Linked DNA regions of Homo sapiens: region 1 is linked to region 2. A link is an interaction called in ENCODE POLR2A ChIA-PET data of the cell type or tissue named here. Cell type or tissue: MCF 10A. All regions are shown on one strand. Each heading gives the region's core, and the rest is flanking DNA. Links, peaks and the distances in the headings are about the cores only. Region 1 holds the start of ZNF300 (zinc finger protein 300). Region 2 holds the start of GPX3 (glutathione peroxidase 3).

Region 1 (12,387 bases), core at 3,583-6,082, 120 kb before region 2:
TATTTTATCACTTCAATACCAACCTTAGTCGACCTTTCCATGAAGCACTCTCCATTTTAGTTTCAAAATTCTCAGCCTTCCTAAAATCACTCTGCCCTTTCTACTTTTACAAATGCTGCTTCCTGTCCTCAGCCTACTTCCCTCATGAGCCAAAGTTCAATAATCATTTAAGCCTATTACCTACTTCCTTAGAAATCTGGTTGTTCCCCCCTCTCTGCTATAACAGTACCTGCTCCCATGTCTGCTACAGAACTTTTATGTGTTAATGTTAGTTTCTACATCTCTTTACATCTCTGCCGATGTGTTAATGTTGGTTTCTACATCTCTTTTTTCTCTGCAGTCCTTCCAGAAGAAAACTATACGTAAATCTGCTCAGGATATTCAACAGCTAGCCAGTGCATATGACATATACTGGGTACTTAAGAAACGTTTGTTAAATGAATCATGATTATAAAGAAAAAATAAATTAAAACTTATGTTTAGTTAAACACTGTTTTGTGTATTAGTCTAATTTGTTTTATCTGAAGAAAAGTAACATAAGAAAGATAATAAATGTGGAATACAGAGGAAATCCATTCTGAGAGGTAAATTCATAGATGTTATCATTCTAACATTCTGATTTTGCTTTATTAATGATACCCAAATGCTTCAAAATAATAAGTAGGTATAAATTTCTTAATTTTGAGGAAAATATAGTACATAATCAGTGAAAAATTATACTTTTGTCAACTACAAACAATTTTTACAGCTCAGGTCCCTGGGGAAATGGAAGTGCTATTAAGTGATGGAAGAAATGAAAGGGAAGTAGGTGTTAAAGGCTGAAAAGGAGGATATGTGTAAAAACGACTTCACTTCTGGATGGTAGGGAACTAATATACAGCCCTCTTCCTGAAGGAAGAAGCATTTAATCAACTAATTAGCCACAGCAGTTGGATTTACTGGGCTAAGTAAAAAATCCATTCTCCCTCAAAGCAGTGCTGTGTAACAGAAATATAAAGCTAACCAGATAGGTAAGTTTACATTTTCTAGGAACCACATTCAAAAAATTATTTTCAATAATATACATTTATTCCCATATATTACTCAAGATATCGTTTCAACATGGAATCCTTAAAAACTACTAGTGAGTTTTTTGGAAATATAACTTTGAAATCTGGTATGTACTTAACATATCTCAATTCAGACTAGCCAATTTCAAGTGTTCAGTAACCACATTTGGCTGATGGCTACTATATTAGACAGCACGGCTCTAAAACAAAGCTACTGAAATCCAAAAACAAAAACAACAATGAAAAAATCTTTTTGCAATAGAACTCTAAACTCTACTGTAAAATATACACAAGGACTCCTAATGTAAAAGCTGATTTCAAGATTTCACAACGATAATCATAATGATGATGTAATAACAGCTGACACTTAAATATATCAGTACAAACCATGCCCCAGTTATGGTTTTAAGCATGGTTTTTACTCAATTCTCACAACAACCCTATGGGGATTATAATCTCTATCTGTAAGATGAAGAAACAATCCCAGGCAACCAGGCCACAAGGAAATATTATGCATCTGATAAAATAGTAAAGGAGAATTCTATGTACTGATATGGAAAAAGATATTCTAAGTGTATACAAAAGACCTTTATATTGGACAGTAAGTTAAAAATCAGGTTGCAGAACAAAATATTTACTATAACCTTCTTTTTCCAAAAGAAAAGCGCAAGAAAATAAGAGACATTCTCACACATTTGTACTTCTACATATAAACTGTTAATCAATCACAGTTATATTCATATCAAAAAAGGTTTGGAAGGTTAGAAGCAATGGTTAACACTGATTATCCTGGGAGAAGGTGAGTTTAAGTTAAAAGGTCTCTCTGTTTTAAATTTTTATCTTTTATATAATTTTAAATGTTTATATGCCAATGCTGGCAGAAAGAAAAAATAATACAAACTTTTAAAAATGGGAGAGCAAAGAAGGAACAGCCTTGAACTTGACACTAATCCTACAAATTCTGAAAGCACAGCAAAAGATATGGAGCATCAGGGACCTTTGCCCTCCAAAGATTTGCCAGATAAATATAATTTAAGAATGGCTTTTTTGAGAGAAATACATAGTTTAGAAAAACATTCAAAATGTGCCTATCTTACGTTAATGAATTTACCTGTGGATAAAGCTGGACAATAGGAAGCATCTGTAATCAATTTGTTCCTTGAAAGCAGGGGTCAACAAACTTTTTCAGTAAAGTTTACATTTTTGGCATTGCAGGCCATACGGTTTCTGTTGTAACTACTCAACTCTGCCATTGTAGCTAGAAAAAAGCTATAGACAACATGTAAACAAACAGCATGGCTGTGCTCCATAAAACTTTCTTTATAAAAACAGTTGGAGAATGGGATTTGGCCCATGGCAATAATTTGCCAACCCTCACTCAAGAATAAGGTTCAAGGAGTTTGGCTAGACATTATGATACATCCCCTCTAAAAAAGATCGTTTTAAGACACCACTACAAGAAACCTACTGTGGCATTTAGCAAAGGAGTGTTGGTGAGAACACTGTGCACTCCACCTCCTAGAGTAAAAGCCAAAAAGGAATTTATTTTTAGTCTTATATGGCTAGAAACATTTTCTTAACATGGGAAATTTATCTTTCTCTTTAGGGAAATGCAAATCGTGTAACTCATGATGTCTGCAAGTAAGATCAGAACAATTAGTACATTAATTTATAAAAATGGTTGCCAGCCAGGTTTTTTACATATTACCTAGAAACTCTTTCGAGGTCTTGATCTTTGTTGTTACCACCTTTTCCTTCATCCAGATTTTAGCTAACTTTACTTTCCATTTGATTGTATGAAAAACCAAAGAAGAATTTTTTTTTTTTTTAAAAAGCAACTCACCTGGGACTTCATCATTTTTTGCTCTTCCAAAAGGCCAGATGACTGAAAAAGCAAAACTGGTGATCAGAATGTTTTTCATAGTCCAAACCCAGACTGCAGCTTTCACATTCACCAATCTTGCAACAACTAACATCAGAAGTCAAGTAACTAATGGGCTACCCTGTGGGATAAGGTTGTTTGAGCCTTACAGAAGTCTCAGCAGGCACCATGTGGAGGAGGGATCATTCTTTACTCCTCTTGTACCTATAATATGATCACATAGAAGTTGACCAAGGTTTTATAATTGGATAGATGTGAAGATATGTTTCCAGTTGATTTACTAACAACTTACTGTTCCCCTTGGGAATCAGCAATTCTATTTATAGAAGATTTTCATGAGGCAATAATCATGGATAGCTATATAAGGATATAAGTGAAGATGGAGCTCCTTGGCAGTAAGAATGGGAATGACCAAATGGAAAACTGAGGCATGTGTTCCCTATTCCTAAAAAGAACCAGCAGCTGAATTCCAACAATTTTCCAAGAACTCTCTTATATTTTCCCCCAACTTAGAAAACTCTTGCTAAATCAATGTGCATGAACTCAAAGGTTAATTTTAAGATGTTTTCTGTTTAAATTTTTATTGCTCTTTTTCAACAGCTCTATTGTCTGTATACAAAAATGGTGATAGGTTGGAACCACTGGAAAAAAAAAGAGTATACCACAATGCAGGAAGGTAAATACCTGGTAAATTTTCCTCAGTCCCAGGACAAGTCATGCAGACAGAGCTGAACTATTTCAGAGGACGTGGGGGCTCCCATGACAGACAGATTATTTTATATGGGGGTATCAAAACATCTGGAAGGAAACAAAAGAAACAATCATACTCATCTCTGGATATCCCGCAGATGCTCAATAAATGTCTCTTGAATAAAATATAAAATGATTTAAATAAACTTAGAAAGTGGAGAACTGAAATCAAACTTTTAATTATGATTTTATCAGTTTTGATTTGTTTGGTCTTGTTTTAAAATGACCATTTGATGGGGGTACCATCAGAAATGCTTAGTGGGCAATGGTAGACTAAGAAAAGATGTGAAAAGGGGTTGACCTTTAAGAACTCAAACAGTTGCCTATGACCTGTGGAAATTTAACGTTAAGTAAAGGCCTTCCCCAGTAAAATGTGGCTGACCACCATGACACCGTGGCCCCATTACTGTCCCCATCTAAATCTCGGAATTCTCAGGCCTAGTAATCATATACCCTACTGAACTCCCCCATGTCCATCACATCACTGAACACATGGACGCCCCCATCATTTAGTCCATAGCCTCCCATCACTGATTCCTCAGAGTCCCCTAAATCACTGAACCCAGTTAAACCCACCAGTCAGTCCACCTGCAAGCCATTCCTGACCTAATAGACACCCCCTCACCTCTCACTTCCCTGTTACTAATCACATCTCGGACTCCCACATAAATCCAACATTAATCCCACCTACTTCCCCCACCAGTGATTTCATAAACCTCCTACCACTGACCCTCACGGGCTCCTCTCCTCCCATTACCAATCCCACAGACTCACCCTTCACCGCACACATCCCGCCTCTGACTCCCAGCTCGATTATCAGGTCCCAAAACCACCATCACCGCTTAATGGGAACCGCTGTCACATCCCTATTGGCAAACTCTCCTGCTTCCTGTCCGCGAGCACCACACCGGGCTCCCGAGGCTGCGCCGTTCCGTACTGGGCGGTTTTGCCCGTTCCGCATCTTCAGAGGCTTTGTTCAGGAAGCAACATGGCTGCTCCCTGGAGCTGTTTCCGCATGGGGCCGCCATCTTGAGAGCCCGGTCGTCTTCGTACTAGCGGAGGATTCGCCCAGTGCTGAGCCCGAGAATGGGCTGTACCACAGCGGCAGCGAAGGGAGGGGAAGGCGACGGAAAGGAGGCCTGCGAAAGGAGCATTAAGGAGCACACTTTTGCAGAAAGATTTTACAAGGGGGATTGAAGAGGAAGTTGGAGTGAACCTTCCTCTATTGGAAGCATGCTTCTGACGAAAGGGGAGGAATTTTAGATGGTACCATGGACGTGTTTGTGAATGGTACAGCCCCATGCCGGGAGATTCGACTGCTCAGAGGGGAAGCGTGGAATGGTGCGGTCCTCTCCAGGGAGATTTCACTGTGGGAGAGAGGGACAAAATCTGGGGGCTGAACAATCATTGTGTACTGTAATTATGCCAATAACAACGGTAAGGAATCCTTATAAGGGAATTTGATATTGCAGTAATAAGTAATAAGAGGTCGACTGAAGGAAAAAGGGAAATTAAGAGCAGGGAAGAGGAGACTGAGGCACAAAGAGAGGGAAGTGAGAAGCAGAGAATCAGAGAGAAAATGGGGGAAATGGGGACAAAGGAGCCAGCCTAGAAAGGAGGAGAGACGGGAGACTGAAGAGAAAAAAATAGACATAGGAATAGAAGTGGGGATCTAAGGGGTAGAGCGTGGTAGACAGACAGATTGAGACAGAAAAGAGACTTGAAAATTGGAACAGACATAAGGGAGAGACTGAGAAGGTTAGATTTCAGAAACAACAACAACAACATGATTTTTTAAAAATGAACCAGCCAAAGAGAATACTAAAATTGTTATCTTAACCCTTAGACCTTACATCAAGCTTTAAAAAAGCAAAATGCATGTTCACAGACCAATGTTTCATTTGTATAAATGAATACAATTTTGAATCATAATTTTCACACGAGTCATGCTTTTTGATATGTTATGAAATAGGCAGCAATTTTACATTTAGCAATTTATTTCTCATGTCAAAACAAATGCACTTAGATAAGAAGACAATGTATTCAGAAAGAACACTGTTGCATTAGGAAGAATGCTCCAATCTCAAATCTGCAAGAATCACAATATCAACAAAATGACTTTTTTTTTTTTTATAGGGAAGAGTAAGAAGGGTTAGCAGGAACTTTGTAGGGAGAAGGATATGAGATAGGGGTGTGCAGGTGGCAAAACCAGGGCATTTCTACAGAAATTGTTTCTGTTGTCATGGAATTCTGAGAATAAGCGGTTAAGGGGAGATGTTTTGAATCATAGTGCATTAGTGCAGTGTTTCAACTCAGGGGAAGCCAAAATGAAGGGGCCTGCGGGAAGGAGAGAAGTCTGACTAAAGGTTGGTCAAGACAAAGAGGATAAGAAATAGTTGGTTGTGAACACTTAACCTCTTCATCTCTATTTAGACTTCCACAGTTATATCAATATTTATTTCTTGACTTGAGCTTAAGACAGTGTAGACACTGAGTTTAGTGGTAAAGGTATATAGTAATGATTAATTCAGATACCTCACCCTCAAGGAGTGATGCCAGTGGAAGTTGTAGAGTCAGGAAAAGGCCAGACTCTACTACTATTCCTATGCGGAGAGCCTTGTAGGAATTGTAAAAACTTTAGTTCTTCATCTTAAGAATTACGGAAAGCTGTCCTTATGTAGTACCTAATTTAAAAAGAAGATGTTGAAGGAACAGGAAGCCTCCCTCATAATGAAAGGAAGAAAATTAAAGCCATAGTACAATACCATTTCCCATCTATTTGCTTATAAAATATTTTCTAAGTTTGGCAACACTGTTAGGCCATGGGAAATATCATGTGTTACTGGTGGGACAGCAAACTTACAGCCCTCTTTAGAGGGTTTGGCAATATCTAGCAAAACTACATGTATTAGTTATCTATTGCTGTGTAACAAATTACCCAAAACTTAGCAACTTGAAATTATAAATATTTATTGTCGCATAGTTTCTGTGAGTCAAGAATGGGAACAGCTGGGCTGGGTGGTTCAGGTTTAGTCTCTCGTGATGTTGCAATCAAGCCATAGGCCAGGGCTGCAATTATTTCAAGGCTCAATTGTAGGAGGATATGCTTCCAAACTCAATCAAATAGCTGTGGGCAAGCCTCAGAATATCAGTTTCCAAGCTTGCTCACATGGCTGCTTACGGGCCTCAGTTCCTCACTATGTGGGCCCTTCCTTAGGCTACCTTATTGTTTTCATGATATGGCAGGTGTCTTCCCTCTCTCTAAGGCTGCCTCATGATATGATAGCTGACTTCTGTACAGTCCAAGTGAGTCAAGGGGGAGAGAACACACACAAAACAGAAGCCACAGGCTTCTTATAACCTAAATTGGAAGTGGCATCTGATTATTTTTTCTGTATTCTGTTGGCTAGAAGTGAGGCACTCAGGCCAGCCGATAATCAAATGAATGGGAATTGAGCTCCACCTCTTAAGGAGGATTATCAAAGAATGTATGGACATATCTCTAAAACCACGGCACTACATAATTTTTACCCTATGATTCAGAAACCCCACTTGAAGAATATATCCCAAAGATACATTCTTCACAATAAAAAATAGCCAAAAGATTATTGCAAAACTGTTTTTAATACCAAAAGACAGCAGATAACACAAACATTTAAAACAGTACTATTTAGCCGTGAGAGGGGTTGGAGGAGAGAGAGGGAGGGAGAAATATCTTTCTGTACTAACATGAAGTGAATTTCAGGATATAATATTATGTATCCTGAAATTATATTAAGGATATAATATGTTAAAAACATAAAGTGGAAAAATGAAAATATTTGCTATTACCATTTTTAACGTAAAAGTGAATGAATATGTATGTATTTATTATATATGTGCATAACATATATATAAAAAGTTGCAGTGAGAAACGAATGAAGTAACCCCTTTCCCCAGTCCTTTTTATTTACAAAAGTTATGTTCTATAAAGTCATCATAAACCCTGGATTAGCAAGTACTGAACCATTGCTTCCAGGGGAAAAATAAAATTATATATATATATAAAATATTATTTTGTAAAATGAAATCCCAGCTATTATATATATATACATATACACACACACATATGTATAAACACACACATATATAGATACATATCTATCTATCTATATATATAAATCCTAAAAACAACTTATCCTGGGTATATTTTATTTTACAAAAGAGAAAATGAGGTTTAGAAGTGTTATGAACCATTGCTTCCAGGGGAAAAATAAAATTATATATATATAAAATATTATTTTGTAAAATGAAATCTCAGCTATTTTATATATATATACACACACACATATATATAAACACATATATATATAGATACATATATATATATAAAATAATCCTAAAAACAGCTTATCCTGGGTAGATTTTATTTTATTTTACAAAAGAGAAAATGAGCTTTAGAAGTGTTAATTAAGCCTAATGTCACTCCATTAACAGCTGCAGCTTCTTGTACATTACTGTGCTGCCCCTTCTGTCTCCATCCTCTGGTCTTCTCTGTATGAGAGGTGAAACAAGAAGCCAGAGTATTGCCTTGTTCTAACTCAACTGAGAATGTGCACATGAGGTGACACATTTTTGCTACTCTGTGTGTGTCTGCAAATAATTGCAAAAGTGCTGTCAGTATTGATTTTGGGGTTATAAATGGATTTTAGCAAGTAGGTGAATTTGCAGATGCAGAATTTGTGAATAATGAAGATCAACTAAATATATACTTACCTTAAAAATTAAAAATGAATAATGGAAAAATAAATCATCAAATAAAACATTATCTATAAAGGGTGTTATTATCAATGAAAATGTAGCAAATAACCCCAAAATGTAGTGGCATAAAAATGCACATTTGTTGTCTCACAGTTTCTGTGGGTCAGGAAGATGACATAAATTATCTAGGTTCTCTGTTTAAGGTCTCTCACAAATCTATAATCAAGTTATCATCCAAGGATAGGGTTTCATCTGAAGGCTCAGTTGGAGAAAGATCCACTTCCAAGCTCAATTGTATGATTTTGGGAGGATTCAGTGCCTCAAGAATTATTGAACTGAGAGTATTCACTTCTTTGATAGCTGCTGGCTAGAAGCCACTCACAGTGCCTTGCCATGCAGAACTCTCTAACATGGAAACTTGCTGATTTAAGGAGGCAAGAGAAAGAGTCTATAAGGGAGATGGTAGTCACAATCTTTTATAATCTAATCATGAGATGATATCCCCTCAATGTTGCCATATTCTATTGGTTAGAAGCTACTTACTTATATGGAAGTGATTACACAAGGTCATGAATACCAGGAGGTGGGGATCATTGGTGGTCATCTTAGACACTTCCTGAGAAGGAAATAAGACAGAGGGGATATAAATATTACCCACTGTCCTTTGAATGTACCATGTCCTGTTTATTTTACTTGAGAACCACAAAAAATTTACATAATTGTAAAACAAAATAAATTTTAGAAAATAATTCCAAACTTCTGCTTCTGGCAAAGATAAAATAACAGGGAATGAATGCAGACGTGTATTGGTCCATTTTCACACTGCTGATAAAGACATACCCGAGACTTGGTAATTTATAAAGAAATTACCAAAAGTAAAGTTTAATAAAGAAAAAGAGGTTTAATTGACTCACAGTTCCACGTGGCTGAGGAGGCCTCACAATCATGGTGGTAGGTGAAAGGCACATCTTACATGGTGGCAGACAAGAGAGAAGTGAGAGCCAAGCGAAAGGGGTTTCCCCTTATAAAACCATCAGATCTCATGAGACTTATTCACTACCACAAGAACAGTATGGGGGAAACCGCCCCCATGATTCAATTTTCTCCCACTGGGTCCTTCCCACAACACATGGGAATTATGGGAGCTACAATTCAAGATGAGATTTGGGTGGAGACACAGCCGAACCATATCAACACTTATAACTGAAATGACTTTAAAAACAGACAACTATATGAAACAATAGTTTTAAGATATTAGACATCAGGCAGTAAAGGATGGCAATCCTTGAGAGATGAGAAACAAATGAAGTGACCCAGTTTACTTCCTTGAGAAAATTTCCAGGACAAACACAAGAAAAGGAGCCCAGGCAGACAACAGCAGACTCTCAGAGTTAAGCAGAAATAACTAAGAATCTGTGGAGACCAGGGCAAAGGACAAAAAAAATTGAAAGATGCTCAGAGAGAGAACTCCAGATATTTGCAGAGTATTCAGCAGAGTATTGATTAGTGCATGTATGTAAAGAAACTACCAGAACCTGGGAAAAGAAATACCTGAAAGAATAAGAGAAAACAATTGGAGTTTATTTTTAAAGCCAAGATTCATGCCTGTTCCTGCCAGACAGAGTGGAAAACTTTACAATTCTTGAAGTACTGGGAAGAGTGTGCAGAATGATGTTGCCTCAGTAGTGGGGAATTATTAGCTCTAGATTAAAATCTTGCTCTCGTGCCACCTAATAAATCAGACCTGAAAGGATCAAAGCATTCCCAAGTAACTTAACAAAACTGCAGAACAATGGTTCAAAAATATATATTAGAACACAAAATTATCTAGCATTCAACAAAGTAAAATTTACTATATCTGGCATCAAATCAAGAATTATCAGGCATGTGTAGACTTAATGTTTTCCCCGTTAGGTCAGGAACAAGGCAAGAGTATTCACTCTCATCACACATTTGACATAGTACTGGGAATTCTGCCCGATAAAATAACACAAGAAAACAAAATTACAAGCATAAACATACAGATCAGAACGGGAAGAAATAAAAGTGTCTATATATGTGCATGATATGAATGATTTGCTATGTAGAAATGCAAAGGATTTTATAAGAAATGCCTAGAACTGGAGTGATGTCAAAATATGGCAGAATAGGACACTCCTGACTATCCCTCCTCCCCAGATGCCCAAATAGACACCTACACATGGATCAATTACCTTCCAAAGAAAGCCAGAACTAGTTGAAAGACCCCCGTGCACTGAAGAATTAAGAAAATATCCACATTGAAGTGAGTAGGAAAAGCAGAGAAAGACTCATGCACAAACTCCACCCTGAGCACACCACTTTAGGATTCCCATCTCCTAGGTTTTTCCTGAGGAGTGAAGGGTTCCTACAACACATATGGTACCCCAGCTTTTATGATCCCTGCCAGCAGGTTTGGCTCTTAAATCACCTTGCATGGAGAGCAGCAGGGATTTGGCATTGGATAATTTCTTTGAAGCACAAAGATCACAGAAGTGGTTTTGAATCATGCAAACACTCTCAGCAGCTGTAGCTCCTGGGTTCAGTCCAGCTTCTGGCTTCTTTCTGGAAGGAGTTTGCACACTTCCCAAGCACCACCCTGAGGTCTGGTTTCTGACTAGCCTGCACATGGGAGCTTATGTGGCAAATAAAGAATAAACCTCCTCCAGCCTCAATGGGAAGGACAGCACTCCTGTGCCTTCCACCTCAGCTTACAACAGCAATAAATCCAGGTCTGCAGACTCTCCCTGAAGGGAGGTTGTGAGACTTTTGCAAGCTTGAACAAGAGAGTGAGTAATCCTCCACATTTTCTCTACTGGCATGCTACAGCAAAAAATCCAGGTCTGAAGACTTTCCCTAGAAAGAATTTCTGCATGCATCAAGTGCCCCAAAGCGCAGTCTGAATGAGAGTGCAAGCATCCGTCACAGAACCTCTTGGTTTAAATCAGAATGAATGAGAGCGAAAATGTGGCTCTCAGTTTCTCCCTGAGGAAAGAAGTAACTGTAACACATATCTGACACCCCAGTTCTCCAAGCTGCATTTTGAGAAACTGGCTTTTATTTCACCTTTCTCAGGGCACTAGCATGACTTGGACCACTCTAATTTCCTGGAAGCTATTGAGAACAAAATCAGTGAGTTGGATAAGCTCAAAGGGTTGAGAGGCACTTAGAATCTCTGGCTGGGCTGATTGGTGAGGACCATCTCCTGCATGAGTCTAGTATAACAAGATTGGGAGAGGTAGTTGTTGTATCTAATATACAGAAACCATCATAGAGAGTCAAAGAAAATGAAAAAACAAGAATTTTTTTTCCAAATAAAAGAACAATATAAATCCCCAGAAGCCAACCCTAATGAAATGGACATATGTGATTTATCTGACAGGGAATCAATAAACAGTCATAAATATGCTTATTGAGATCAAGACAGCAATGCATGAACAAACTTAGAATTTTAACAAAGAGAAATAATTTTAAAGTTACAAAACAGAAATTATAGAGCTGAAGAACACAGTAACTGGACTAAAAAATTCAATAGAAGGGTTCAATAACAGACTATATCAAGTGAAAGAAATTACTTATGAGCTGGAAGACAGGTCATTGGAAATCATCTCATCTAAAAAGAAAGAATAAATGAATGAAAAAAGTCAAGACAGTTTAACGAACTTTTGGAAAACCAGCAAGCAGAAAAATATACACAATCCAAGTACCTGAAGTAGGAGAGACAGAAAAAGACAGAAAACATTAAAAGAAATAAAGGAAGAAAAATTTCAAAGCCTGGAAAGGGGAAGAGAAATCCATAACCAAGAAGATCAGATGGGTAGAATACCAGATAAGATGAATCCAAAAAGTTCCATGCCAAGACACATTATGTCAAATTCTCAAAAGCTAAAAACAGAAATTTGATAGCAGCAAGGAAAAAGTGACTTGTTACATACAAGGAACTGCAAT
Region 2 (12,387 bases), core at 8,632-11,131:
AGCTAGTCTCTAGGGATTCTTCTTTTTATAACTCTCCCTCTAAGTGGGCTTTGCAGGCAGAGGGAGTCATTAACTCCTGCTATGGTCTGAGTGTTCCCCCTCCCGCATATTCCGATATTGACTTTTTTTTTTTAAGAGTCTCACTCTGTCTTCCAGGCTGGAGTGCAGTGGCACGATCTCAGCTCACTGCGACCTCCAACTCCCTGGTTCAAGCAGTTCTCCTGCCTCAGCCTCCTGAGTAGCTGGGACTACAGGCGCACACCACCATGCCTGGCTAATTTTTGTATTTTTAGTAGAGATGGGGTTTCACCATGTTGGTCAGGCTGGTCTGGAACTCCTGACCTCATGATCCGCCTGCCTCGGCCTACTAAAGTGCTGGGAATACAGGCGTGAGCCACACTGCGCCTGGCTATATTGACATCTTAACCCCCAAGTGATGCTATTAGGAGGTGGGAACTTGGGAGGTGATTAGGTCATAAAGGTGGATGGAGCACTCATGAATGGAATAAATGCCCTTATAAAAAAGGCCCAAGAAAGGCCCCTCACCCCATCTACCATGTGAGGGTACAGTGAGAAGACAGCCATGTATGAGGAAGCAGGTCCTCACCTGATCCCAAATCCTTGATCTTGGACTTCCCAGCCTGAGAACTGTAAGAAATAAATCTGTTATTTACATGCCACCCAGTTTATAGAATTTTATTATAGCAGCCCAAACGGATTAAGACAACTCCATTTCAGGTAAGCCCAACAAACCTAGTATTTGCCAGGCCAGGTCCTGTTGAGGCTTAATTGAGAAATGTGTAGCAAATTGTTAGTAGTACAGGCCCGAGACCATGATCCTTAGACCGCTACACTTGGCCTGTGGTCAGCTCTTGGGAACTTCTATTTCAGAAGGATTTCCACCATTCCCCAAACTAATAAGAGTAGCTCATTATGCCTAAACTGGACAAACAATGCAGTTTCTGTTGACTGCCTAATTTTCTTCTGGGAGTTTAGAATTCTGGTATGTGCTTAGCCAAGGATGCCTATGTGACCAGCCCCTAACAAAAACCCTGGCATTGAGTCTCCAGTGAACTTCCCTGGTAAACAACATTTTACACATGCTGTTACAGTTCATTGACAAAGGAATGAAGCACATCCTGTGTGCTTAATTCAGCTGGGGGATGATTCTGGGAATCTCGTGGCTGTTTTCTTCCAGACTTTGTCCCATGCACCTTTTCCCTTTGCTGATTTTGTAACCTTGTGCTGTAATAAATCATAGTGTCAGTGTACTTATATGCTGAGTTCTGTGAGTCCTCCTAGCAAATCACTGAACCTAGAGGTGATCTGGGGACCCCCAACAGGAGTTAAGCCTAGATTTCACAGAGTCAATCATAATCTTGTGCCAGTCCCTTAAGAGTATACAGCTGAAACCAGTGCTATCCAACAGAGATATAATGTGAGTCACATGTAATTTTACATTTTCTAGTGGCTATATTTTAAAAACCAAAAAGAAACAGGCAAAACTAATTTTAAGCACATGTTTTCTTCAACCCAATATATTATTATTCTTTTATTTTTATTTTCGAGACAGAGTCTCACTCTGTCACCCAGGCTGGAGTGCAGTGGTACAATCACCACTCACTGCAGCCTCAATCTCCTGGGCTCCAGTGATTTGCCCAGCTAATTTTGAAAATTTTTGTAGAGATGTGGTCTCACTATGTTGCCCAGGCTGGTCTCAAACTCCTGGGCTCAAGCCATCCTCTTACCTCAGCCTCCCAAAGCGCTGGGATTACAGGCGTGAGCCATTATGCTCAGCTAACCCACTATATTAAAAATATATTTAAAATATTTCCATATGCAATTTTATTAAATTAAGATATTTTATATTCTTTTATCACACTAAGTCTTCAGAAAACACTGTGTGTTTTATACTCACAGCACAGATCAGTTTGTACTAGCCCTACTCCAAGCGTGCAACAGCCACACACGCCCATGGCCTGCCTGCTATATTGGCTTAGAGGTTAATGGCAAGGGCTCTGGAGACAGTATATGCGGAGGCTAAAGACACTCTGTCTAGGATGCTGATTCAACCATGTTGATTTCTGATTAACTCCAGTTCCAGGAAAGCCGCTAAGGTTTTCAGTTTATCTACTCTTCCTTGTGTAAGAGCATGTCCTTAACATAAATATTCCCCTTAGGTGAAAACAAACTTAATATTCTCACACTTCAGTTGGCCTACACATCCCTTCAATAGGGAAATCGCCCCTTCCCTATGCTATATAAGCCCTGGGCTGAGGAGGGGTAATAGCTTGGGGATCCACTATCTCACTTCACAGCCACCTAAGACTTCTGTGGCTTCTGTTTCTAAGTCCCTAATAAATGTTTCTTTCTGAGAAACTGGGTATGTCAGCTTCTTTCTTCAGCTTCTCAGCCTCCTCTGACTGGCTGGCGCGGGGGTGGGGTAGGTTTACAGAGATCTGCTCACAGCAGAATAGTATGTGTGGGTCAGAATCCCGGTTCTGTGACTTACCAACTGCATAACCTTAAGCAAAGTTGCTTAACCTCTCTATGTATTAGTTTCTTCATTTACAAAATGGGGATAATAATGTTGGCTACCTCAAGAGGTTGCAGAGATTAATTAATCTAAGGCAGCACCTGGTATAGATAGGATATTGAGTGAATGCTGGCTGCTACTCTCTTTATGCTAAAGCTTGGCCCATGGAGATCAACTTGTCTAACACCTCGTTCCATAAATGAGAAAACTGCAGCCCAGAGTTTGGAAGGCACTAGTTTCACAAGCAAAAACTACAGCCACCCACCTCTCCTCTTGATGAACTCCCTGTCTTCTGGCTGGCCCTGAGATCAAATTTGCCAATTATTTAGGAAATTGGCAGCTCCAGGGCCCCAGCTCGGTTCTGCAATTTCTCTCGATTGCAAAACAAGGGCTACTGTTTGAAGTTGGCACTGAAGTGACGCAGGCTGGGCCTCACTTCTGCTTCCACCTAGGCTCATCAGTTAGAGTGGCTGATCCCATCTTTGAGTTCAGAACCTGAAATGTTTACTAACCAATAATAAGGCTGGCTTTCGTTGTTTTAACTTTTTACAATCCTTTGAGTTTATTAATTTGTGTTCTATCTTCCTTGAAGACACAGTGCATCAGCACTTTTTGTAAAACCTCTTTTTAAGTCATCTTCGGTCTCTGTTCACCTACCAAGTAGGTAAGTAGTGAGCTCCCTATAGAGGTCTCTAAAAAATAGGATGAAGAGGTTCCGAGTGCTCACTTGTCTGGAATGCGGAAGACGTGTTCTCAGACTGGAAGCAAAACTAGCTTATGATTCTTCTACAGCTTCTCCTTCCATCCCTCCCTTCCCATTTTGGCCAATGCAAATCATCTACTCTCCTCTGACAAGCCTACTCATCATAACCCGCACGTCTTGAATCTTCCTAGAAGATGAAATCAGACCAGTCTTGCGGGCTCTACATGGTTACAACTTGCTAACTTGAAGCTCTCCTTATTCTATATGCCAAATATTGTTTTCCTTGACATTAATTTATTTGATAGATATGTATCAAGCAACTACTATGTATTAAGCTCTGTGCTGGTGCTGGTGCCTTTTTGGATCTTATAATTTAGTGCAGAAAATAGACAAACAAGAAATGATGATAAAGTACAACAAAGGGTCGATGTACAAAGTGTCAAATACTCTAGGAACTACAGGAAAACAAGGGAACCATCACGAAACCCCTGTCTTAAGACGTGACATTAGTGGAGATATGAAAAATGAGTAGGATAGTACCAGTTAAAGGGAGACAACCTCTGTTCCAAGCACAGGGAACAGCAGAGATGAAACCTGGAAGTGAGGGAGAATGGCAGACTGCAAGAACGGAAAAATGTCCAGTGTAGCGGAGGCAGAGAGAATATGGAGAGTGTGGCAAAAGAGGAAGAAGCAGATGGATTTTGAGGGCACTTTCTGAAGTGCTAAGGAATTTAGACTTTAACCTGAGGGCAATCAGAAGCAGCCTGGTGGAGAACGATATATTTCAAAACATAGGGTCCTTGAAAACAAGTCAACCAAATGTATTTAAAAGGCTGCTGATGAAAAGATTGGGAAGTATTGTTTTCATTCTCATTGTTTTCACTGTCATGCTCTTTGTGCCAATGGTTAGACCTCCTTTGAAAGCTCACTGCAGCATGAAAGCCCTTCTTAATGCCAGGGCAGGCTCCCCAAGCCTCCCCACCCCACTGTCCATGTCATCAGTTTTGTACTCCTGTTTTGTATGGCTCAGGCTTTCCTTATACTCTTAGGAATGAAAAGCCACAGACACCACCACTGAGAGACTGTCAAAGATCCTTGTTAAATAGGTGGACAACTGAGATCAGAGAAGGAAAGTAATTTTATTACTTTCCGTAGCAATCCAGGGGTAGCATCTCAGGTCTCTGGCTCCTTCTTGTCTCCCCTAAAGAAATAGACCACCAGGGCTGGGATTAAGGTGAGACAAGTGAGACATAGAGGGTGCAAAATGTAGAGAGATGCCCGCTGCCAGGTGCCAGCCTGCACTTGTGTGACCCTAGGTGCCTTCCCTTCCCTCACCCTGCTGGTATCTGCTGGAAACACCTTTGAGAGCAGGGACTTTGGCTTTTAGACAACTCTTTAGCATCTCTCATGGTGTTAACATGTTGCTAGGTGCCTATTTTGAGGGTCACTAGATGCCTACTGATACTAATGAACAATGGATTTCTGACAAACTGATGTGCACACAGATGTTTATATTTTAGGGTAAATACGAACCTTAAAAGACAACAGAACAACATGGAGAGGGCCTGAGACTGAGTCTAGAGACCTGGATTCTGGTTCCCTCCCTGCCATCAGTTGGTTATGGGAACTTGGATAAATTGCTCCTCATCTCTAGGCTTCAGGGAAATGAGGTGGTTGAATAAAACGTATTGAGCACTTACTGTGTGTCAGCCATTGTTCATATGCTCCCAGGCTTTAACTCAGCTAAAGACTTCCTGGCCTCTGTGGTTCCTTCCACTTCAACAGGCTGTGGTTTGAGGTGGGAAGACTTCGTAGAGAATGCAAAACTTGAGAGACATCTTCCAAATTCCCAGGGGGATGTTAATACCTTTAATCATAGTAAAGGTATGGTTTCTCAAGGCATTTCTTGGTCAGAAGAAAGTTCCAGAAGGCACTTAATCCTAGGACTCACACTACCAAGGCTACAGCCAGGCCAACTGCCTCACAATAACCTTAGAACATGTCTGAAGACAGATTTTCAGCTTCTGCCCCTAGAGATTCTAATGCAGTGATTCCAAAGTGGGGTCCAGGAATCTGTATTAAAGGCTTCCCAGTTGACTCTGGTGGTCAGAGAGATTTGAGACTGATTCCATCACATTCCCCATCTGTGAACGGGATCATACCTAGACAGCCCAGCCCTAGAACTGCCTGGTCTGATCCTAAGTGTTCCATGGAGATTTTGTTTTTTTAATGTAATGAATGATTAAGTCAGCAAATACTTTACATCTCTTGTGTGCTAGGCCCTGTGCCAGGTGGTGATTATGGGCCCTATTCTCAAAGGACTCCTGGTCTCCGTCTGTCACTTACTTTAGAAACAAGTCATCTAGCCAGAGCCAGAAGGGCACTGGAGATCACTAATCAATCCCATCATTACATAGCTGAGGAAACTGAGGCCCAGAGAGTAACTGCAACATGTTAAAGACTACACAGGGAGCAAATTTATTTTCTGCTTCTAAGCCAGGTGGTTTGGCCACAGATAGGCCAAGAAGAATACGAACAGACAAGCCTTGCTGGGTTTCCCACTCAGTTTATTACTATTAGACCATTCCCTTTTTCCCCACTCACATTTCTGCGCATTTCCATGGTCTTCATAGAATCTAAGCCTAAAAATAGAGTTTTCCTTGAGTCTTTGGGTCTTCATTTCTGAAGACTCTCATGTCACAGAAAACTTTAATTAAATAAATCGTTATGCTTTTCTCTTGCTAACCTTTTTCTACAGGCATGTCAGCTGTGATCCTTATGATGGGGAGGAAAGGCACCCCACCTTCTCTGTCCCTACAGTCCTAATGCCCTACCCAGAATGGGGTTTTCAAAATCCCAGGACACCCACTCTTTGTTTCTTAAGCACTAAACCTATATATAGTAAATGTTTCTGGAAGTTTAACTTCAGCTCTTGCTGAAATTTTAAACCCTCAATTTCCAGAGGACCATCGCCAGGTGTTTTTAAAACCTCGATAGGAATAAGAAATGCTTCCCAGAATGGAGACTTCCATCAGTTCTAGGGAGCTATTAGCCCCCTTGCCCTGGCTGTAATGGAGACCGCTGTGTCTGCCTCCTTTCGCACTTTGGAGCCAAAAGAGGAAGGGACCGCCTCCCACGTCCACAGGGACCTGACTTCCACCTCTCTGCCCAGATTTGCTTATGTCACTGTCGCCCCGGGACGGGGAGGTGGGGAGCTGAGGGCAAGTCGCGCCCGCCCCTGAAATCCCAGCCGCCTAGCGATTGGCTGCAAGGGTCTCGGCTTGGCCGCGGATTGGTCACACCCGAGGGCTTGAAAGGTGGCTGGGAGCGCCGGACACCTCAGACGGACGGTGGCCAGGGATCAGGCAGCGGCTCAGGCGACCCTGAGTGTGCCCCCACCCCGCCATGGCCCGGCTGCTGCAGGCGTCCTGCCTGCTTTCCCTGCTCCTGGCCGGCTTCGTCTCGCAGAGCCGGGGACAAGAGAAGTCGAAGGTGAGTGAGCCTCCGGGCCGGGGGCCGGGAGAAAAAACCTAGCCCCTCGGTGTCCAGCGCTCAGTGCAATGCACCCCTTTTCCCAGGCTCCCCGCCAGATGGGCAATCCCCAGGTGCGAGAGACCTCCTGAACCCCTTTTGCCGCCCCCTCCGCCGCCGGGACCCCGCCCCCGACCGTCGTCGTCTCGTAGTTCCATCTGTTGGAGAGCCGAGACCTGGTGCTTCAGGCGGGCAGAATGACTAAGGGAGGAAGGTCTCTCTCCCCGAGCTCGCACTTTCTCCCCACTGCCACCTCGAGGGTCGCCTTGCTACATCTATGTCACCTCCGTGCCTGAGCTGCTCCCCTTCAGTAGGGCCTAAGAGGGAGGGCGTCACAGAAAAAAATGCCCAGCGTCTGGGTGGGCTGTGCAAGTTCCCAGGGAGAGAGACAAGGAGAAAGGAGAGAGGCAGCTGGGTGGTCCTGGTCCTGAAGAACTGCTGTGGGGGGCTCTTCTACCCCAAGAATGATACAGGCAGGTAGAAATGGCCACTTGGATTCAGGGCATTGGTAGAAGAGGCAGAGATCTGTGCTAGAAAGAGCTCTGGAGTGACAGTGCAGAACACTCAGGACCCTGAGTCCTTACCTGCTCCTGGACCCCCGTTTCTCCATCTGCAGGGGAGAGTTTGGGGGTGGGAGTGCATGGGGCACAATGAAGCTGAGGGCCTCAGAGGGGATGCTTGGAGAAGCTGAAAAATCCACAAGCTGTTCTCTGAAATTTCCTCCCCTGGGGCAGCCTCACTACCCAGGACCCACTGTCCTCATTAGCCTGAGGAAACCTGGTAGTTGGAGAAAGCTGGGGACTGCTAATTCAGAAGAAGAGGTAGAATTCTCTAGAGCCTCAGTCTATTTCCAGCAGGTGTGTGGCCCACACCTGGAGTGGGGATACTGAGGCCAGGAGTGGGATGACCCAGCATGCTTATCTCCTTTGACAGTATGTACTGGGGTGGGCTCTGTAGACCTCTCCTCTACCCAGGGAGTGGGAGTGGGTGGGGAAGGAGGCAGAAGCCAGGTGTAGGGATAGACTCAAAGCGAGCGATTTCTGTCTCCAACTTCCCAACATGCATAACTCACATTTTTGCAAGCTCTGAGCTTTTGTTTCTAAAATCCTCTGGGTCTTCACTTTAATTAAGTTCTTATGAGTCTAGGATTCCGTTTCCAAAATTCTGTCCACTTCTCAGGAAGCCCATTGGAAGCACAGGGTTCCTTCCATGTTACTCACCCCTTTTCGGTCCTCAGCCTAAATCCGATTAATCAGCCTCTCCTTGGAGTCAGTCTAAATGGATGTGAAGCCACTTCGTCCAAGTCCCCTCCTTTTTATCCATCCCTGTTCATAATCCCCAACTCAGAAGGCATTTTCCAGGTCAGGAATGGGATCGATTTTCAACATTGAGGTTTGGGGTGGGCCATAGACAGGCCAGCACCGTGGAGTCAGTCCCAACCTTCAGTTTTGGAAAGGTCAAAGAAGATACAATTGGGCCCTGCCTCAAGAAGGCTAGTGGGGAGAACGTGGACTCCATGAATAACTCATCATAGCTGTGTCTTCTCTGCAGCACTCTGGGGAAGGATAAATGGACTCAGAGAGAATAGGATGGGGATGGTCTAGAAAAGTTTTAGGGTGAGGTGTGATCATATCACATACAACCAGTCAGGACTTGCTGGCTAATGAAAGCCTGGGCATGCCCATCTCTGCTCCCAAGTTCTTAGAGTTCAGATGTCTTAGCTCTGGGTTAGGACCCAACCACTCACCTTACCCCCAACCCCAGGGTAAAGAGATAGGGTTATGGGGCATGTGGAGAATGGAATGGACGAAAGGTGACTCAGCCCCAGAGAGGTGTTTTCCTCCTACCAATTGAAAGGGAGATGCTAGGGAAGAGACCAGGTCCTCCTCTTCTTGCTGCGTCACCTCCCCAGTCCAACTTCAGGCTGCCCACGCTCCTTGTCTCTACAAAAGGACTGCAGAAGCCGGAAAGAGTGACAACTGCTGACGTGCACGGGATCCTAGTAACTGCTGGTTTCTAGGTGACTAAACCTGGCAGAGAGAATCATGGAACCACAGGCTGACAGAGTTAAAGGGCCCTTAAGACAGCCCTGAACCTGACTCCATCTTACAATGGAGGAGCTGGAGCCCCAGCAAAGGGGGTCACATGGCATCAGAGACACAGCAAAGCCCAGCACTCAGGTCTCCTGACTCCCAGACCACTTCTCACAGCATCATATTGATAGGAGTAATAAGACGGGAGAGGAGAAAGACACAAGACCAGCAGCCCCAGCCAGCCAGAGTCCTGGCTGAGTCCCATCATCCAACTCTCAAGCCATTGGAACCCTCTTCTCTTGCCCGGCTGTGGGAGGATTCAGGCACCCTCATGGCCTCTCCCCTTATCTCCTCTGGCCACTGTTTCAGATGCGGTGCTCTGGGATTCCACGTGCCCAGAGAAGGGAAGGGGGCTCATAGAGGACTGAGTTGCAGTGATCAGTGGTGAGCACAGCCGTGGCTCTCCACCCATGGGCCACCTTCTGACCCCCACTATCCCTTGACATGAGATTTCGTTCCAAGAGACTCCAGGCCTGTTTTGCTCTGCCAGCAGATTCCCACAACCATTTTGGGCAGCAGCATGCTTATCTCCCTGGACATATGCCCAGACAGTGTAAGTGACTTGCTCAGGGCCACACAGCCAGCAAAAAATAGAACCTAATGAAATAGGGTTCTCCTTGCCACACCCCCAAGCTGAAACTGTGCCCAGAAGCTGGTCCTTCTGTTTACAAGTTCCCATTATTAGGACAACCTGTAATCTTTTTTTCCTCCATGTCTCAGAGTTCATTTTTGGATCATGGCAGAGTTAAAAAAGTGGAGAGGCTATAGACATGCCTGGCTTTCTGGCCACTAGATCTTTGTGGCGGTCTAGGGTGTATTTGTTGTGCCCCAGTTTGTCTGCATTTTAAGGCGGAACTGGCCCTGGCTGGGAACGAGGAGGTCCAGGAGCAGTAGGAATGTTGATCTTAGGTCTTGGGCCTGCCTCCAGCACCCACCAAAAGTCACCGGATGTGGAATATTAGACTCATGTAAAGCAGGAAGTTTGCACCAGAGCCAAGAAGAGAGCTTGCAGCTGCCAGGGAATGGCCTGGCGGAGGAAGCGCAGCCTCGCCCAGCTCAGCAGACCTGCTTCATGACAGAGGCAGCTCTTCTGCACTCTACTGGGGCCACGCCCTGCCAGCATATATCACTCCCTTCACCTGGTCAGGCCCAGGTACCTTGCCTCAACAGCAAGTTCTCCAGAATTGAGGGGAAGAGAGGGAGTGAATTTGCTTCTCTAACTCCAGCCACCTGTCTCTGCCCTCTCCTGGTCTATAATGCTACTTTGCATTCCATTTGTTTATTGTCTGCCCACCTCTCAAAGGATATCAGGGCCACAAAGGACCTTAAAGACCACCTTATACAATGGTTTCAAGGTTTCTCCTTTCCCATCACGACCAGCCCACCTGCCAAATTGTGTCAATGATGCAATGACATCCTTTCAAGAATAGTCTCAGAATTTTGTTGTCTGTGTCACGGGCAGAGTAGGCTCATAGGCCACATCCTACTAGCCAGCAGTGACCCCAATCCCCTCTCTCCCACTGATCATGATCCTATCAAGCCATCATGGTTGACCTGGTTGGAGAGTTGGTTCAGTTCAAGGTTCTCATTTTATAAATGAGGAAACTCAGGTCCGAAGAAAAGAAAGGGCCAGTCCAAGACCACACAGGGAGTTAATGGCAAAGGGACATGGAGCCCAGGTCTCCCAGCCCACAGTCCACTGCACTCTGTCCCTCCTTGTCCTGGAGGCTGACTGTGAGCAGCAGCTGGGGAGGGAGGAAGGCATAAGGGTCATCACCAGCCTGCTCAGACCCGGAACATTAACACATGCAGGTACTGTTGCTTTTCCCTACCTCACCACAGCCCTTTCCCCCATGCCTGGCTCTCAGTCCTGCTTCCCTATTTGGTAACAACAGCTTCATCTTTCCTGTCCTGCAGATTGGGAGCCTCTGAATCACCATGTCCATACGGCCTCTTCCTCCTTTCTGTTCAGTTTTTCCTTCACACTGGCCTAGTTCAGGTTCTCATCCTCAATTGCCTGGATTATTCCAACAGCCACCCAACCAGTCTCCATCAGCCCGTCTAGGAACCCAGTCATCAGCTTTAGGGCAGTCTCCCTGAGAGCCCAGTAAATGTTCTGAAATTGACATGTGATGTGGAAGTAATTAGCAAAATAAGTCATTCTCCAGGGTTCCATAGCACTCACTTATTAAGTGCTTAATATTAATAAGTGCTTATTAGGTGCTTAATATTAATAAGTGCTTTTTAAGCACTTAATATTAAGTACCCGAAAAGCACTTATTAAGTGCTTTCATAATCATTATCTTAAACAAGGAATTAGGAGACGTCAGTGCTAGTCCAGTTCCAATTCTCGGTGATTACTTTGAGAAAGTCACTCTCTCTGTTGGGATCTTTCATTCTTTTGAAAACGGAGATGTCCAAGTTCCTTTCCAGCTCTAACTGCTCCTTTTATGGCCTGTGTTCCAGATGGACTGCCATGGTGGCATAAGTGGCACCATTTACGAGTACGGAGCCCTCACCATTGATGGGGAGGAGTACATCCCCTTCAAGCAGTATGCTGGCAAATACGTCCTCTTTGTCAACGTGGCCAGCTACTGAGGCCTGACGGGCCAGTACATTGGTAAGAGCCCACCCTTCCTCCCTGCTTTATTTGGGGCTGTATGGCATATTTCAATCACAGGAGCTTTTCTGGTGCATGGGGGAAAGGGTGATGGCAATCACGAGAGTCCAAGCCCCTTTTCTCAGCTCCACTGTGTTCCGTGGTTTTGTGAAGATGATTATATAAGCCTGAGGTCTGATTGCCTTTGGACATGTTCTAGGAGATTCCTAGTTATCCTTCTTCATCTCTGGGCACCTCAACAACCCTAAAGGCAGAGGGATAGAGATTAGGTTTGTGCTTAGAGCTCCCTTTGGCTGGAGCATGAGATGGTAACTGAAGCTCCATCTTGCTGAGAATATCTTATTTTCCCTCAGCCCCATCTGCTTTGGTGCTTCTCTTGGCAGCTCTCTGGAAAGCAGGCAATTGCCTCGAGGCCCCAGAGTGTATGCGTGGTGTAGCGGGATGAAGGAGCAGGCTACACTTCTAATGCCCATTCTAAAATAAACTTTGAAGATGATCTAGTTTAGCCTTCCCCTCTTCTCAATCTACACATGGGAAACCAAGACTCAGAGCGAAGATACAACTTAAACAGGGTCACAAAGCTATTAGCGGTGGAATGGGGCATTTGGCGCAGGTTTCATGATCTCCTGATATGCTTACTCCTTTCTCCCTAGCTGGGGTAGAATACAGAGGCTAGGGGAACAGGCAACCAAAGGCAAGCGACAGCACCCAGGGGAAAACGCTTTGGGGCTGAGCAGTCTACTGGCAGGGGGTCAGGGAGGCAAGGGCAATTTGACCCTCCATGCTCTGCCTGGCAATCACAGGCGAATTCCCGGAAGTGAAAGGACGGCGGTCACGTGGCCCAGTGGCTGTGAGTGCTTTTTCTGGGATGCTTCTCTCTAGCCTTGGAACAGAGCAGAGTGCG

What was found. ChIA-PET counts read pairs that join two places held together with the same protein. Peaks named below come from ENCODE experiments on the same cell type or tissue, not always from the same donor. Only the 100,000 strongest peaks of a DNase experiment are listed, where the experiment ranks them.
Region 1: POLR2A ChIA-PET joins it to region 2 with 6 read pairs; 2 of 35 experiments call an interaction of 5 or more read pairs at or near these places.

What each region holds. Positions count from the first base shown.
Region 1 is chr5:150,900,249-150,912,635 of GRCh38, forward strand. ZNF300 (zinc finger protein 300) reads right to left here and starts at 4,732. Exons shown (of 6, transcript NM_052860.4): 1 at 4,456-4,732; 2 at 3,616-3,729; 3 at 2,893-2,934. The coding sequence starts at 2,907. It overlaps LOC124901112 (a long non-coding RNA gene), which reads left to right and starts at 4,987. Exons shown (of 2, transcript XR_007058999.1): 1 at 4,987-5,118. It also overlaps a transcript of IRGM not described here. In MCF 10A, for the core only: no CTCF peak of the experiment used is centred there; a DNase peak (open chromatin) is centred at 4,713.
Region 2 is chr5:151,014,011-151,026,397 of GRCh38, forward strand. It overlaps GPX3 (glutathione peroxidase 3), which reads left to right and starts at 6,581. Exons shown (of 5, transcript NM_002084.5): 1 at 6,581-6,731; 2 at 11,330-11,483. The coding sequence starts at 6,645. RefSeq lists an enhancer at 8,026-9,225. In MCF 10A, for the core only: no CTCF peak of the experiment used is centred there; DNase peaks (open chromatin) are centred at 8,731, 9,441 and 9,851.